Linked DNA regions of Homo sapiens: region 2 is linked to region 1. Evidence: chromatin loops called from intact Hi-C (ENCODE). Cell type or tissue: MCF 10A. All regions are shown on one strand. Links, peaks and the distances in the headings refer to the core of each region. The heading gives the core; the rest is flanking DNA. Region 1 overlaps LOC124900162 (a long non-coding RNA gene). Region 2 overlaps PCGF3 (polycomb group ring finger 3).

Region 1 (11,366 bases), core at 3,603-8,602:
TTTCAGTTTGGGAAGACTAAAAGGTTCTGGAGATGAAACCTTTTACATCCTTTTACATATTAAACCTTTTACATATTAAATATATTCATGATGTGCAGCCATCATGAACATATTTAATACCTCTTAACCAAATACTTAAAATGGTTAAGATGGTACATTTTATGTTTATGTATTTTACCACAATGCTTTATTTTTCTTCTTTTGGAAAAAAAGAGGCGATGCTTAACCCTGAAGAAAAGCTGTGCATGACTCGGGAGGGAAAGGCCCTTCCTGCAGGAGCCTCACCCCCCTCAGCAGCGTCTGCCTCAGGAGGGGAAGACCCTTCCTGCAGGATCTCCCGAGCAGCGTCTGCCTCACAGAGAAACAAGCCAGACCTCAGCACTCGCTTGCAGACTCCAGACTGTGGAGGGTTTAGAAGACTCTGCCTGTGGCCCCCACTCTCAGAGCCCTGTTCTGCAAACCCAAGGGGATCAACAGCCTTTCTGATGTCTGCATGGGTTTACTGTTGGCTACGTTTAAATGACAACACATGTTCTAAAGTAAAAAATAAGCAATGGGCCTGGTGCAGTGGCCCACGCCTGTAATCCCAGCACTTTGGGAGGCTGAGGCAGGCGGATCACCTGAGGTCAGGAGTTTGAGACCAGCCTGGAAAACATGGCGAAACCCCGTCTCTACTAAAAATACAAAAATTAGCCAGGTGTAGTGGTGGGCGCCCGTAATCCAAGCTACTTGTGTGGCTGAGTCACAAGACTCACTTGAACCTATGGGTAGAGGTTGCAGTGAACCATGGTTGCGCCACTGCACTCTAGCCTGGGCGACAGAGCAAGACTTGATCTCAAAAAAAAAAAAAAATTTATCATGAGATTGCAGCAATTCAGTCCCATCCTCAGGGTCCACTTCTAATTCTAGTTCTCTTGCTGTTTCCACCACATCTGCAGTGACTTCCTCCACTGAAGTCTTCAGGTTCTCAAAGTCATCCTTGAGGCTTGAGATCAGCTTCTCCCAAATCCTGTTCACGTTGATATTTTTATGTCCTCCCATGAATTGTCAGTGTTCTTAATGTCATCTAGAATGGTGAATCCTTTCCAGAAGGTTTTCAGTGAACTTTAGCCAGATCCATCATAGGAATCACTGTCTATGGTTGCTATAGCCTTAGAAATGTTTTTTTTTTTTTTTGACAAAGTCTTGCTCTGTCGCCCAGGTTGGAGTGCAGTGGTGCTCACTGAAACCTCTGCCTTCCGGGTTCAAGTGATTCTCCTGCCTCAGCCTCTTGAGTAGCTGGGATCACAGGCACCTGCCACCATGCTTGGCTAATTTTTGTATTTTTAGTAGAGACAGGGTTTCACACCATGTTGGTCAGGCTGGTCTTGAACTCCTGACCTCAGGTGATCCACCCGCCTTGGACTTCCAAAGTGCTAGGATTACAGGCGTAAGCCATCATGCCCGGCCAGAAATGTGTTTCTTAAATAGTAAGACTTGGAAGTCGACACAACTCCTTGATCCAAGGGCTGCAGAATGGATGTTGTTTTAGCAGCCACGAAAGCAGCATGACTCTGTGTATGTCTCTGTTAGAGCTCTGGGAACTAGGTGCATTGTCAACGAATATACGTATGTATTTTCAGACAGGGTGTCACTGTCACCAAGGCTGGAGTGCAGTGGTGTGATCCTGGCTGACTGCAGCTTTGACCTCCCTGGCTCAAGTGATCCTCCCACCTCAGCCTCCTGAGTAGCTGAGCCCACAGGCATAAGCTACCATACCTGGCTAATTTTAAAATTTTTTATAAAGATAGGGTCTCCTTATGTTGCTCAGGCTGGTCTCAAATTCCTAGGCTCAAGTGATCCTCCTGCCTCAGTTTCCCAAAGTTCTGGGATTACAAGCGTGAACCATCATGCCCAGACTCATAGTAATATTATGAAAAGAATCTTGTTTTTCCCGAGCAGTAGCTCTCAATAGTGGGCTTAATGGATTCCGTAAACCATCGGGAGCACATGTGCTGCCATCCAGGCCTTGTTGCTCCATTTCTAGAGCAGGCAGAGTGCATGTGGTATAATTCTTAAGGGCTCTAGGATTTTCTGAATGGTGAATGAACACTGGCTTCAATCTGAGGCCACCAGCTGCATTAGCCCCTCACAAGAGGCTCAGCCTGTCCTATGAAGCTTCGACGCCAGGCACTGGCTTCTCTCCAGCTATAAAAGTCTCAGATGGCATCTTCTTCCAACAGAAAACTATGTTGTCTACATAAAAGGTCTGTGTAGCGTGGCCACCTTCATCCATGATCTCAGCTGGATGTTCCGGGTAACTTACTGCAGCTTCTCCATCAGTACCTGCTGCCTCCCTTGAACTTTCACGTTATGGAGATGATTTCTTTCCTTAAACCTCACAAACCCATCTCTGTTTGCTTCAGACTTTTTCTTCTGCAGCTTCCTCACCTCTCTCAGCCTCCACAGGATTTAAGAGTCGGGGCCTTGCTCTGGATTAGGCTTTGGCTTAAGGCTTTGGCTCCAGCCTTCTTGGCACCAAGGGCCGGTTTTGTGGAAGACAATTTTTCCACAGACTAGGCGTCGGGGGGAAGGTTTGGGATGAAGCTGTTCCACCTCAGATCATCAGGCGATAGTTAGATCCTCACAAGGAGTGCGCAACCTCGATCCCTCGCACGCGCAGTTCACAGTAGGGTTTGCACGGTTCTGAGAATCTAATGCTGCTGCTGATCTGACTCTCCTGCCACTCACCTCCTGCTGTGTGGCCTGGGGGTTGGGGACCCCTGGCTTAAGGGAATGTTGTGGGTGGTTTGATCATTCCATCTAGGCCATTAAAACTTTCTCCCTCTCAGTGATTTGGCTGTTTCGCTTCCTTATTCACGTGTTCCACGGGGTAGCACTTTTAATCTCCTTCAAGAACTTCTTTTTTGCATTCACAGGTTGACTCAGTGCTTGGTGCACGAGCCTAGATTTCCACCTGTCTCGGCTTTCAACATGCCTTTCTCACTGAGTCTAATCATGTCTAGCTTGTGATTGACCATTCACTTGAGGACTTAGAGGTCACTGTAGGGTTATTGGTTGGCCTAATTTCAAATTGCTGTTTCTCAGGGAATAGCGAGGCCCAAGGAAAGGGAGAGAGGGAGGAATGGCTGGTCCATGGAGCAGTCAGAACACACACAGCACTTATCAATTAAGTTCACTTTCTTATATGCGTGGTTCATGGAGCCCTAAAACGATGACCAAGTAACTCCAAAGATCACCAACCACAGACCACCACAAAAGATACAATCATAATAAAGTTCAACACATTGCAAAATTACTAACGTGTGACTGAGAGATGTGAGCGAGCACACGCCGTTGGAAACACGGCACAGGTGGGCTTGCTCAACGCGGGGCGGCCACAGACCTTCAACAGTCAAACATGCGGTATCTGCAAAGTGCAGGAAAGTGAACACAATAGGCCGGGTGCGGTGGCTCACACCTGTAATCCCAGCACTTTGGGAGGCCGAGACGGGCAGCTCACGAGGTCAGGAGATTGAGACCACCCTGGCTAACACGGTGAAACCCCGTCTCTACTAAAAGTACAAAAAATTAGGCGGGCGTGGTGGCGGGTGCCTGTAGTCCCAGCTACTCGGGAGGCTGAGGCAGAAGAATGGCGTGAACCCGGGAGGCGGAGCTTGCAGTGAGCTGAGATAGCGCCACTGCACTCCAGCCTGGGCGACAGAGCGAGACTCCGTCTCAAAAAAAAAAAAAAAAAAAAAAAAAGGTGAACACAATAAAACAAAGTGGCCCACATCCTTTAAAATCTATGTCCTTATTTAAAATTGGGTTGTGGCTGCACATGGTGGTTCATGCCTGTAATCCCAGCACTTTGGGAGGCCAAGGAGGGTGGATCATTTGAACCCAGGAGTTTGAGACCAGCTTGGGCAACATAGTGAGACCCCATCTCTGCAAAAAAAAAAAAAAATTAGCTGGGTGCGATGGTGTACACCTGTAGTTCCAGCTACTTGGGAAGCAGAAGTGGGTGAATTGCTTGAGCCTGGAATGTTACGGCTTCACTGGGCTATGGTGGTGTCACTGCACTCCAGCCTTGGCAAGAGAATGATACCCTGTCTCTAAACAAAAAAACCCAAACCTCAAAACAAATTGGATTGTTTGTTTACTTATGACAGCAGTTTCTCCTTATCTGCTGGGTATACATTCCAAGACCCCCCAATGAATGCTTGAAACCATGGATAGTACTGAACTCTGAACTTTATACATACTACATTTTTTCCTATAAATATATACCTATGATAAAGTTTAATGTACAAACTAGGCAAAATAAGAGACTAAAAATAATAATAAAATAGAACAATTATAACAGTAAACTGTAATAAAAGTTACGTGAATGTGGGCTCTGTCTCTCTCTCTCAAAATATCTTGTTGCATGTAATATTTTCCGACCACAGTTTACTGCTGGTAACTGAAACCACACAAAGTGGAACCACAGACAAGCGTGTGGTGGGGGGTGCTGTAATGCATTTTGTTCTTTATATATTCCAGACATAAATCCTTTATCAGATATGTGATTTTAAAATACTTTCTTCCAGTCTATGAATTGCCTTTTTATTCTGTTAACAGTGTCTTCCCAAGAGCAGATGCTTTTAATGCTGATGAAGGCTGGTTTATTGTTTTTATAGATGATGCTTTTGAAATCACAGCTAAAAAATCTTTGTCCACTCAAGATCACAGAAATGTTCGCTTAGGTTTACTTCTAGCAACTGTGTAGTCTTAGGTGTGACATTTACGTCTGCAGTACATTTTGAGTTATTTTTATATGTGGTCCGGGTATAGATCGAGGCTCTCTTTTTCTTTTTGCACATGCATATTCAATAGTTCCAGCATCACTGGTTGAAAAGACATTTCTTTCTCTACGAATTGTCACATTTACATATTATACCACTTCACATACAGTGCAAGAACCTTACGTCAGTGTTATGGATTGAAATTGTGTCCCACAAAATTCATATGTTGAAATCCCAGCCCCCAGTACCTCATGACGTGATCGTTATTTGAAGGTAAGACCTTTAAAGAGGTAATTTAGGCCGGGTACGGTGGCCCGCACCTGTAATCGCAGCACTTTGGGAGGCCGGGTACGGTGGCTCGCGCCTGTAATCCCAGCACTTTGGGAGGCCGAGGCAGGCGGATTGCCTGAGCTCAGGAGTTCAAGACCAGCCAACATGGTGAAACCCTGTCTCTACTAAAATACAAAAAATCAGTTGGGCGTGATAGCGTGCACCTGTAATCCCAGCTACTCGGGAGGCTGAGGCAGAAGAATCGCTTGAACCCGGAAGGTGGAGGTTGCAGTGAGCTGAGATCATGCCACTGCACTGCAGCCTGGGCAACAGAATGAGACTCAGTCTCAAAAAAAATAAAATAAATAAATAAATAAATTTTAAAAATAAAGAGGTGATTAAGTAGAAATGAGGCATGAATGTGGGGCTCTAATTCAACATGGCTGGCATTCCTATAAGACGAGGAGACCAGGTCACACAGAGTCCCCTGGGTGAGCCCGCGTGGAGGGAAGACCATGTGAAGAGGCAGCAAGAGAGCAGCTGTCTGCAGACCAAGGAGAGAGACTTCTGCGGAGACCACACCCGTCAACGTCTTCATCCCAGACTCTCAGCCTTCAGAATGGTCAGAGGACACATTTCTGCTGCTGAAGCTACCTAGTCTGTGGTAGCTTGCTATGGAAGTGTTAGAAAACTAACAAGGAAAGTGGGGGTCTGTGTGTATTTGGGGGATCAAAGCCTTTGTGCAGAGGCCCCTGACCCTCCACTCTCAAGGCCTGGGTAGGGCTGAGGAATGACCGCATCTGTGCTTCTACAGGCTTGCATCGCCCTGGCAGCTGGAAGCCGGTTCTGCGGTGTTAGGTGAACACAGGGCACCTGACTGGTCCAAGCACGCCACCCAGAGGCAGCCTTGGAACTGCACCTGCTGGGCAGGACCTGGGCTCTACCTGCGTCCTTCCTGACAGCCCATCAGAGTCCATGGGATGGATGCACCTGCTCGTGCACCTGCCTCCAAGGTCTGTGGGCTAGGTGGGCCCAAGGGGGCCTGGTGTTGGCACAGAGCCTCTGGAGCCAGGAAGATGGTGGCAGTGTTTGGTGGCTTCTCCTGGCCTGAACATGGCCCCCAGGGCTGGGGTGGGATAGGATGCCCTCATCTGCAGGTCCTTAAGCGGTTGTGATGACAAGAAGTGGGAGTGGCTGCTCAGGGCCCCTGGGCAGCTGGACCTTGGGGACAGTCCCTGGGCTGGGAAGGCGCTCAGAGTGCACGTCTTAGCAGCCTGGGGTGCCTGCTGCCCTTGACGGGGACATGGGTGGGTTTTTATAGGGCAGGGGAGTGGCCGACCTTGGGTAGAAAGGAGCAGAACGAAGGCCGGAGGAGGGAGGTGACTGGGCAGAGGCAGCCCCAGTGGCCGGGCCGCTTGCCCCCGTCTGTCCTGTGGGGCTCCCTCACGTCCCTTCAGTCTGCCCCCACTTTGGCGCCTTGAATTTGAGAGAGGCCACGTGTTCTTGAAGCCTAGTGGGATCCTCGGCAACTGCTTTTGAAATTCCTCTTTCACAACCAAGGTGGCTGGGGCAAGCCATCTCCCATCAGCATTTTGGAGAACAAATGCTTTCGCTGCCTTGATCCGCCCAGCAGGGCGGCTGCCAGTGCCCAGGTCTCAGCAGAAGCAAGGCAGAGGCGCGTGTGGAGACCAAGGGGCAAGAATGGCCCAAGCCTCAGCCTTGTCCACCCCATCCTTCTTCCATGCTGTGGCCAGTGAGATTTTTCTGAAACGACCGACCTGGTCCCGTCATTTTCCTGATCAAGACATCCTAGCAGTCTCCCAGTACTTTCTGGGAGTCTCCCAGTACACAGAAGATGTCCCTGAGGTTTCTGGCCAGGGCAAGGTTGGGGTTTCCAGTCCCCAAACAGGGGGAAACAGGGTGGGTCTGATCTGTGTGAGCAGAACAAAATCCAGCACCCCCGGCCTGGACACCAGGCCCTGCCCCTCACTCCCGTCAGCGACACTGGTGAGTAGCAGGTGTGCTGAGGATTTGGGTAATGAAGGGTGTTTCACCACAGCCCATCCTAGCAAATAGCTTAAGGGTTCCATTCATGGATTCTAATTACTTAAACTGTTTAGTTCATTCCACAAATACTCATGGAGCACCTGCCTTGTGCTAGACACTGTTCTTCCTCCTGGAATCATCAGTGAACAAAAGAGACAAAACTGTCTTCCAGAGCTTATGGGAAGGATAAACATCGCACACAAGTGACTTCTACAACACAAGAGTGATTCCTTTATGGGAAAAATAGAGCTGAGAAAAGAGACTGGGGGCCCTGGGGGTGCACTTTGAGTCAGAGAAGGCCTCCCTGCGCGATGTTTGGGTAAAGACATGAAGAGGGGGAGGGGCAGCCCTGTGGCTGTCAGAGGCGGAGGCTGACGCAGGACTGGGGGTGGAAAGAGACAAGCTCACACAGTGACTCAGTCTCTTTTAGTGACTTCAGCTTTTACTCCGAATGAGCCCAAAGCCATTTTGAGCACAGGATGATGTACTTGACTTAAAATTTTGAAGGCTAATTGTGGCTGCTCCTTTGGAATAGACTGAAGATGAGGGGTGGCTCCTTCAGCACCCAGGTCAGAAATGCAGGGGTCCGTCAGGCTCCAATGCACGTCGAGGTTGGAGGCCACAGAATTTGCTGCCTGGCTGTGGGTGAGGGGCATAGAGGATGTCCCCGAGATTTCTGGCCAGAGCAAAGTTGGGGTTTCCAGTCCCCAAACAGGGGACAACAGGGTGGGTCTGATCTGTGTGAGCAGAACAGACACTTGAGTTTCCATGTTATGGGTGGGTGCCTGTTGGATACCCTGAGGGAGATGTTGGACACGCAGCTCTGTCTTATCTGGAGGCCCAGGGAAAGATCTGAGCTGAAATATGAATTTGGGAGTAGCCAAAATACAGGTGTTTCTTAAAGCCATGAAACTAGATGACTTTAAAATAACCTTCAGGTGAATCCAAGACGGCTGATTAGAAACAGCTGCGGTCTGAGGCGCTTACAGAGAAGAATGAAAAGGGGTGAGTGAATTCAGCACCTTCGACTGAAATATCCAGGTTCTCATATTGGGACTAACTAGGCAAACAACTCGACCCATGGAGAATGAAAAGAAGTGGTAGGAGGGTCAATGGCCCACTCAGCAGTGGCACGGAGCCAAAGGAACCTCCACTGCCAGCCAAGGAAGTGGTGAGTGATTGTGGACCCTGCTGGGAAATCATGCTTCTCCCATGGATCTTTGCAACTGTGGATCAGGAGATCCCTTGATGAGGCCCCACCACCAGTGCCTTGGGCCCGATACACAGAGCTTTGTGGAACTTTCAGCAGAGCAGCCACTCAGCCACACACAGAGACCCAGGCGTTTTACATACTCCGGCCCCAGGATCCCTGGCAAGGTGGGAAATCCATCCTTCCAGATTCCTGGGAAGAGGGCTGACTCCACGGAGCCAAGCAGAATCATTCCGCAGTCCTCACTTCCATGGCACATCACAAGTTAAGACCCACTGGCTTGGAATCCCAGCCAGCCAACAGCAACAGGCTGGACTCTGCCTGAGAAGGGTCCGAGTTCCCAGGGCAGGGGTGGCTGCCATCTCTGCAATTGGGTAGACTCAGCCGTTCCAGCCTGCAGACTTTGGAGAATACGAATGGTCCAGATGAGAAGGGGTCCCCCACAGGCAGCACAGCTGCCTTGCCAGATCGTGGCCAAAGTGCTTCTTTAATTGTGATCCCATCCGCTTCCCCTCACTGCGTGGGTCCTCCCTGCAGGGGCTTCAGCCACTCCAGCCAGGGTTCTATGGATAGAGCTCTGATCTCTCCTTGGGATGGAGCTCCTGTGGGGAGGGGCAGCCACCATCTCTGCAGTTTGGTTGACTTAGTCATTCCAGCCTGCCAGCTTTGGAGAATACAAATGGTCTGGATGAGGAAGGACCACCCCCTCCCCCCCGCAACAAAACGCAGCGCACCTGCTCTATGAAAAAGCAGCAGGACTGCTTCTTTTTTTTTGAGATGGAGTCTTGTTCTGTCGCCCAGGCTGGAGGTGACGTGGCGCGATCTCGGCTCACTGCAAGCTCCGCCTCCCGGGTTCACACCATTCTCCTGCCTCAGCCTCCCGAGTAGCTGGGACTACAGGCACCCGCCACCACACCTGGCTAAATTTTTGTATTTTTAGTAGAGGCGAGGTTTCACTGTGTTAGCCAGGATGGTCTCGATCTCCTGACCTCGTGATCCGCCAGCCTCGGCCTCCCAAACTGCTGGGATTACAGGCGTGAGCCACTGCGCCCAGCCAGGACTGCTTCTTTAAGCAGGTCCCTGATCCCATTTCTCCTGACTAGCTGAGATCCCCCAACAGGTGTCTACAGCCACCTCCTGCACGTGTGTTCAGGCTGGCAACAGGTCAGTACCCCCCGAGGACAGAGCTTCCAGAGGAAGGAGGTGGCTGTCATCTTTGCTGTTTCTCAGATACCTCCAGGTATGGGAAAAACCAAGGCAACTAGGGTCTGGAGTGGACCCCAGCAAACTGCAGCCATCTTATGGTAGAGTGGCCTGACTGTTACAAGAAAACAAACAAAATAACAACAACGTCAGCAAAAAAGTCCCCACAAAAACCCCATTCAAAGGTTAGCAACCTCAAAGATTGAAGGTAGATAAGCCCACAAAGATGAGGAAAAATCAATGCAAAAATGCTGAAAACTCAGCGTGCCTCTTCTCCTCCAAATGACTGCAACACCTCTACAGCAAGGGTACAGAACTGGGCTAAGGCTGAGATGGCTGAACTGACAGAAGCAGGCTTCAGAAGGTGGGTAATAACAAACTTCGCTGAGCTAAAGGAGCGTTTGTAACCCAACGCAAAGAAGCTAAGAATCACGATAAGACAGTACAGGAGCTGACAGCCAGAATACCCGGTTTAGAGAGAAACACAACTGACCTGATGGAGCTGAAAACAACCTGAGAACTTCTCAATGCAACCACGGGTACCCATAGCAGAATAGGCCAGGTAGAAGAAAGAATCTTAGAGCCTGAAGACTATATTTCTGAAGTAAGATAGGCAGACAAGAACAGAAAAAAACAAGAATGAAAAGCAATGAAAAAAACCTCTGGGAAATGCGGGATTATGTAAAGAGACCAAACCTACAGCTGAGTGGGGTACCTGAAAGAAATGGAGAGAATGGAACCAAATTGGAAAACATACTTTAGGATATCATCCAGGAGAACTTCCCCAACCTGGCAAGACAGGCCAACATTCAAATTCAGGAAATGCAGAGAACCCCAGTAAGATACTGTATGAGAAGATCAACCCCAAGACAAATAATCATCAGATTCTCCGAGGTTGAAATGAAAGAAAAAGTGTTAAGAGCAGCCAGAGAGAAAGGCCAGGCCACCTACAGAGGGAAACTCATCAGACTAACAGTGGGCCTCTCACTGGAAACCCTACAAGCCAGAAGAGATTGGGGGCCAATATTCAACATTCTTAAAGAAAAGAATTTCCAACCCAGAATTTCATATCCAGCCAAACCCAGTGTCATAAGCAAAGGAGAAATAAGATCTTTTTCAGACGAGCAAATGCTGAGAGAATTCGTCACCACCAGGCCTACCTTGCAAGAGCTCCTGAAGGAAGCACTAAATGTGGAAAGGAAAAACTGTTACCAGCCACTATAAAGACACACTGAAATACACAGACCAGTGACACTATGAGGCAACCACATAAGCAAGTCTGCAAAATAACCATCTAGCATCATGATGACAGGATCAAATCCACACAAAACAATATTAACCTTAAATGTAAATGGGCTAAATGCCCCAATTAAAAGACACAGAGTAGCAAGCTGGACAAAGAGCCAAGACCCATCAGAAAAAAATACAAAAAATTAGCCGGGCGTGGTGGCAGGTGCCTGTAGTCCCAGCTACTCAGGAGGCTAAGGCAGGAGAATGGCATGAACCGGGAAGCAGAGCTTGCAGTGAGCTGAGATCATGCCACTGCACTCCAGCCTGGGTGACGGAGTGAGACTCCATCTAAAAAAAAAAAATAAATAATAATAATAAAATAAAGAGACCCACCTCACATGCAAAGATACATGTAGGCTCAAAATAAAAGGATGGATAAAAATTTACCAAGCAAATGGAAAACAGAAAAAAACAGAGGTTGCAGTCCTAGTTTTCGACAAAACAGACTTTAAACCAACAAAAAGCAAAAAAGACAAAGAAGGGCATTACACAATGGTAAAGGGTTCATTTCAACAAGAACTAACTATCCTAAATATATATGCATCAAATACAGGAGCACCTAGATTCATAAAGGAAGTTCT
Region 2 (5,000 bases), core at 1-5,000, 150 kb before region 1:
TCGGCTGTGAAGCCAGCGCGGCCGGCTGATGCCACCCTGAGCCTCGGCTGCTCTGAGTTGGCTGCTGAACAAACCTAGAGCTGGAGCCCAGCCAGGGGTGGGAGGGCCAGAGCCTCCAGGCACAGGCACAGCATCCACAGCTTCATGCCCTTTGGAGGGGCCACCGGGGGAGGGCACAAGGCTGAGAGCAGAAACATGGGCCTGGGTGGCAGGTGCTTCCCTCATATGTTTTTTTTTTTTTAATGCTTAGTATTAAAAGCACAGAATTTAATCAGTTCATCCGAGTGACTGAGGAGGGCTTAAGAGTTAAGAGAAGAAACGACTGTCTCTGGTGTGAGGGGGACAACACACAGCCCGTGACCGGCAGGAGCTCAGGGGCCACCGCACTGGGCTCAGAAGTGACGTGCGGACGTGGCGAAGCACAAATCCAAACACACCAGGAAGACACCAGAAACGGCCACAAAACCCATGCAACCTCCCGTTAAGCCTAAATAACTATAACGTCGCATCAAAACTTCAGTAAGATGAAGAAGCGATTCCTAGAATAAAATTAGTGTGAAATAAAATTTTAAAATTACCCAAAACAATCTGGAACAAACCCTCGGATGACTTCCCAAGTTTTGGAAGACGGAGATCAGGAACTCATCACGAAGTTATAGACGCGGATAATCCCACAAACGGACACGGAATCCAAGTTTAAGGGCAGCCACAAGAAGAACAGAAAGAGAATGCAAAATTCCCAAACCATTAGAGCAGAGAAAGAAGACACCAAAACCGGATCCAAGCCCTCATGGAGAGGGGAAAAAATGTATTCTCACAACAAAGACAACGGGTTAAACTCTCCTATCAAAGAGAACCTGAGATGTGTGCAAAAAAGCAAAGCAAAGGCCTCCGTAACACAGCTGAAACAAATGACAGGGAGGGTGGAAGCAGAGACCAACAGCAACTGTAGCGATGTTAGTACAAGAGAATCGGGGGTTAGAGCGAAAACACACTGAACAGGAAAAAAGAAAAAAAAAGAATCCACACTGGCAAAAGGTGCAAGTCATCAAAACTACGTAAGAACCATCAGCCTGCATAGCCAGCAGCACGGCTCCTAAGCAACACCGCGAGGTTACAGAGACACGGAGAAAACAAGAATCCACAAGAAAAACGACCGGACTTGGATGTCGGAGTTCACAATCTCCCAGGCTGCCTGCTTGTTTCTCATTCATTCAACTTAACACCTCAAAGTGCCTCACAAATAGGAAATCATTTAATCTTCATAAAAACCTCGAGGCAATCTCACCACCACCTCACGCCACAGACAGAGAAACTGAGGCAGAGGTAGGTCACTTGTGAAGGGCCACACCCTGGCTAAAGGCAGAGCAGGACGTGGGCAACTGGCCCCCGGGGTCCGCTTGTTTACCCACCACACCAACCAGCAAACTCAGCCAAAGGAAAATCACCCCAGGACCCCTGGAAAATCTGCACCCAAGTGAACAAGCAAGAAGATCTCAATCCCCCAAGGCAGAGATCCGTGTAGACAACACTCCCTGACCGCCCGGGAAGGAGACTAGAAAGAGGAGTGGATGGAACCCAAAAAGGCCACGTTACTCAAATGTTTCAGAACAAACTTCTCGATTAAAAAGGAACTCTGATGAAATTACAGCTTCTTTAGAAATGAATGCCAGTGAAAATATTATTCATCAAAGTCCGCAGGGAGCAGCCAGGAGCACACAGGAAACACAGCCGGAAATGCGCTTACAAAGACTTGGCGGGCACGTGGGCTCACGCCTGGAATCCTGGCACTTTGGGAGACTGAGGCAGGTGGACTGCTTCAGCCCAGGAGTTCAGACCGGCCTAGGCAACACAGCAAGACTCCATCCATCTCTACAAAAAATTAAAAAAGTTAACTGGTGTGATCTGCCAACAGTGTCTGCTACTCTGGAGGCTTGGGCAGGAGCCCAGGAGGCAGAGGGTACAGGGAGCTGTGATTGCACCATTGCACTCCAGGTTGGGTGAGAGAGCCAGATCCCGTCTCAAAGAATAACAAAAGACTTTTAACTCAAGATGTCAGAAAAAAAAAAGTTTTAAGAAAATTCAGCAAGGCTGGGTGCAGTGACTCACACTTTGGGAAGCCGAGGCAGGTGGATCACGAGGTCAGGAGTTCAAGACCAGCCTGGCCAACATGGTGAAACCCCATTTCTACTAAAAATATAAAAATTAGCCGGGTGTGGTGGGGTGTGCCTGTAATCCCAGCTACTTAGGAGGCTGAAGCAGGAGAATCGCTTGAACCCAGGAGGCAGAGGTTGCAGTGAGCCAAGATTGTGCCACTGCACTCCACACTCCAGCCTGGCGACAAAGTGAGACTGTCTCAAAAAAAAAAAAAAAAAAAAAAAAGGAAAGAAAATTCAGCAGGGCATGGTGGCTCATGCCTGTAATTCTAGAACTTTGGGAGGCTGAGGTGGGTGGATCACCCGAGGTCAAGAGTTCAAGATCAGCCTGACCAACATGGAGAAACCCCATCTCTACTAAAAATTCAAAATTAGCCAGGCGTGGTGGCGCATGCCTGTAATCCCAGCTACTTGGGAGGCTGAGGCAGGATAATCGCTTGAACATGGGAGGCAGAGGTTGCAGTGAGCCGAGATCGTGCCATTGCACTCCAGCCTGGGCAACAAGAGCAAAACTTCATCTCAAAAAAGAAAAAAACAAAATTCAATATTTGATCAATTTAAAAAAATTGGCCCTTTTGAAAGCAACAAATAAATCTTTAGCACGTCAAGGATCAAAAGAAAAGGTAAATATTAGTAAAAGTAAACACTGATATAAATTTAAAACTGCAAAACAGAGATTAAACTGGAGGAGGACATCACACACAGCTTTACATCGATCCATGGAAAACCACACCAGAGTAAAGGGGAGCAGCAGCCTGCACCCCTCTGGAACACCAGCCCACCCAGCAGACCCCAAAACTGAATTTCCACGAGATCCCAGGGGGTTCCTCACCACTGGGGAACTGCTGTAAGGACAAGTACCTAACAAAGGCCAACCAGGAAAGACCCAGGGGCCTCCGCGCAGACGAGACCAACACCAGAGACAGAAAAACAGCGTGGTTCCAGGAGAGCCGCCAAGCCACCAACAGAGGAAGCACCAGGTACGTCAACATCGGAAACCAGGCATGGCAGTGAAACCGGGGTCATGAAAGAAGAAGGTGATTTCCTCGCTTCCTGCCCCTCCGGACCCCTTCTCTGAACTGGCCGCTCTTCTCTACTGACCCACAAGGCAACGCCATCACATCCCACGTTGGACACACGTGTCTATTTCTGTAATGCTCACTGAACGTTTTAAACAACGTGTAAATGTAAACTAAAAAATTAAGGTTCCGTTACTTGGCTGGGCGCGGTGGCTCATGCCTGTAACCCCAGCACTTTGGGAGGCTGAGGCGGGCCAGAAGTTCGAGACCAGCCTGGCCAACGTGGTGAAACCCTGTCACTACTAAAAATACAAAAGTTAACCAGACGGAGCGGCAGGTGCCTGTAGTCCCAGCTACTCGGGAGGCTGAGGCAGGAGAATCGCTTGAACCCAGGAGGCAGAGGCTGCAGTGAGCCGGGATGGTGCCACCGCATTCCAGCCTGGCAGACAAGAGCAAAACTCCATCTCAAAAAAAAAAAAAAGTTCTCTAGACGTGGGTATGGAATTTCATCAAATTCTTTTACTGCATCTCTGTGACCGTGTAGTTTTTCTGTCTTCATCTGGTAATACAGTAAATGACACACGAAGAGGCCCTCGACGTTCACTCTCACTTTCCTTTCAACACACTGCCAGGCTTTACTTTCTTTCACGTAACATTCACGGAGCACAGAGACGCGCCCGGAGGAAAAGGCACAAAACGTGGGCCATGGGGCTGAGGCCAGAGCCGGCCACTGACCTGCCATGTTTTATATCTGCCATGCTTTACCCTAAGCACGTGTTCCTCTGGTAATTAAAAAAAAAAAGAAAAAGGAAGAAGTCGGGAGGAAGAAAACAGCAGCCCTTGGGTGCTGGCTGTCACTGCTTCCCTTCATCCCCAGGGAAGGTTTCTGGTGTGAGCCCTCCCTCGGTGCTCCCAGGACTGCACTATTACAGGAGCACTAATACAGGAGTGTCCCGGAGGCCCGGGGCCCCGCCCACCTGCTCACGCCTCCACGGCGAGCACTAACACTGCAGCGACCCCGGGGCCCCGCCCACCTGCTCACGCCTCCACGGCGAGCACTAACACTGCAGCGACCCCCGGGCCCCGCCCACCTGCTCACGCCTCCACGGCGAACACTAACACTGCAGCGACCCCGGGCCCCGCCCACCTGCTCACGCCTCCACGGCGAGCACTAACACTGCAGCGACCCCCGGGCCCCGCCCACCTGCTCACGCCTCCACGGCGAACACTAACACTGCAGCGACCCCCGGGGCCCCGCCCACCTGCTCACGCCTCCACGGCGAGCACTAACACTGCAGCGACCCCCGGGCCCCGCCCACCTGCTCACGCCTCCACGGAGAGCACTAACACTGCAGCGACCCCCGGGCCCCGCCCACCTGCTCACGCCTCCACGGCGAGCACTAACACTGCAGCGACCCCGGGGCCCCGCCCACCTGCTCACGCCTCCACGGCGAGCACTAACACTGCAGCGACCCCCGGGCCCCGCCCACCTGCTCACGCCTCCACGGCGAGCACTAACACTGCAGCGACCCCGGGGCCCCGCCCACCTGCTCACGCCTCCACGGCGAGCACTAACACTGCAGCGACCCCGGGGCCCCGCCCACCTGCTCACGCCTCCACGGCGAGCACTAACACTGCAGCGACCCCCGGGCCCCGCCCACCTGCTCACGCCTCCACGGCGAACACTAACACTGCAGCGACCCCGGGCCCCGCCCACCTGCTCACGCCTCCACGGCGAGCACTAACACTGCAGCGACCCCCGGGCCCCGCCCACCTGCTCACGCCTCCACGGCGAACACTAACACTGCAGCGACCCCCGGGGCCC

The links. Peaks named below come from ENCODE experiments on the same cell type or tissue, not always from the same donor. Only the 100,000 strongest peaks of a DNase experiment are listed, where the experiment ranks them.
Region 2: it touches region 1 in a loop (7-fold over the local background); 3 of 110 quality-filtered maps call a loop at or near these places.

Annotation. Positions count from the first base shown.
Region 1 is chr4:597,402-608,767 of GRCh38, reverse strand. The region is part of intron 1 of LOC124900162 (a long non-coding RNA gene); the gene reads right to left. Among named protein-coding and RNA genes, the nearest start is that of PDE6B, 22 kb to the left of the region's middle. In MCF 10A, for the core only: a CTCF peak has its summit at 5,936; a DNase peak (open chromatin) is centred at 5,907.
Region 2 is chr4:746,859-751,858 of GRCh38, reverse strand. All of the region lies in intron 8 of PCGF3 (polycomb group ring finger 3), which reads right to left. LOC124900163 (chloride intracellular channel protein 6-like) reads left to right here. Exons shown (of 2, transcript XM_047416474.1): 2 at 1-3,772. LOC124900644 (a long non-coding RNA gene) reads right to left here. Exons shown (of 2, transcript XR_007057987.1): 1 at 4,210-5,000; 2 at 3,675-4,152. Among named protein-coding and RNA genes, the nearest start is that of PCGF3-AS2, 25 kb to the right of the region's middle. In MCF 10A, for the core only: no CTCF peak of the experiment used is centred there; DNase peaks (open chromatin) are centred at 1,708 and 1,988.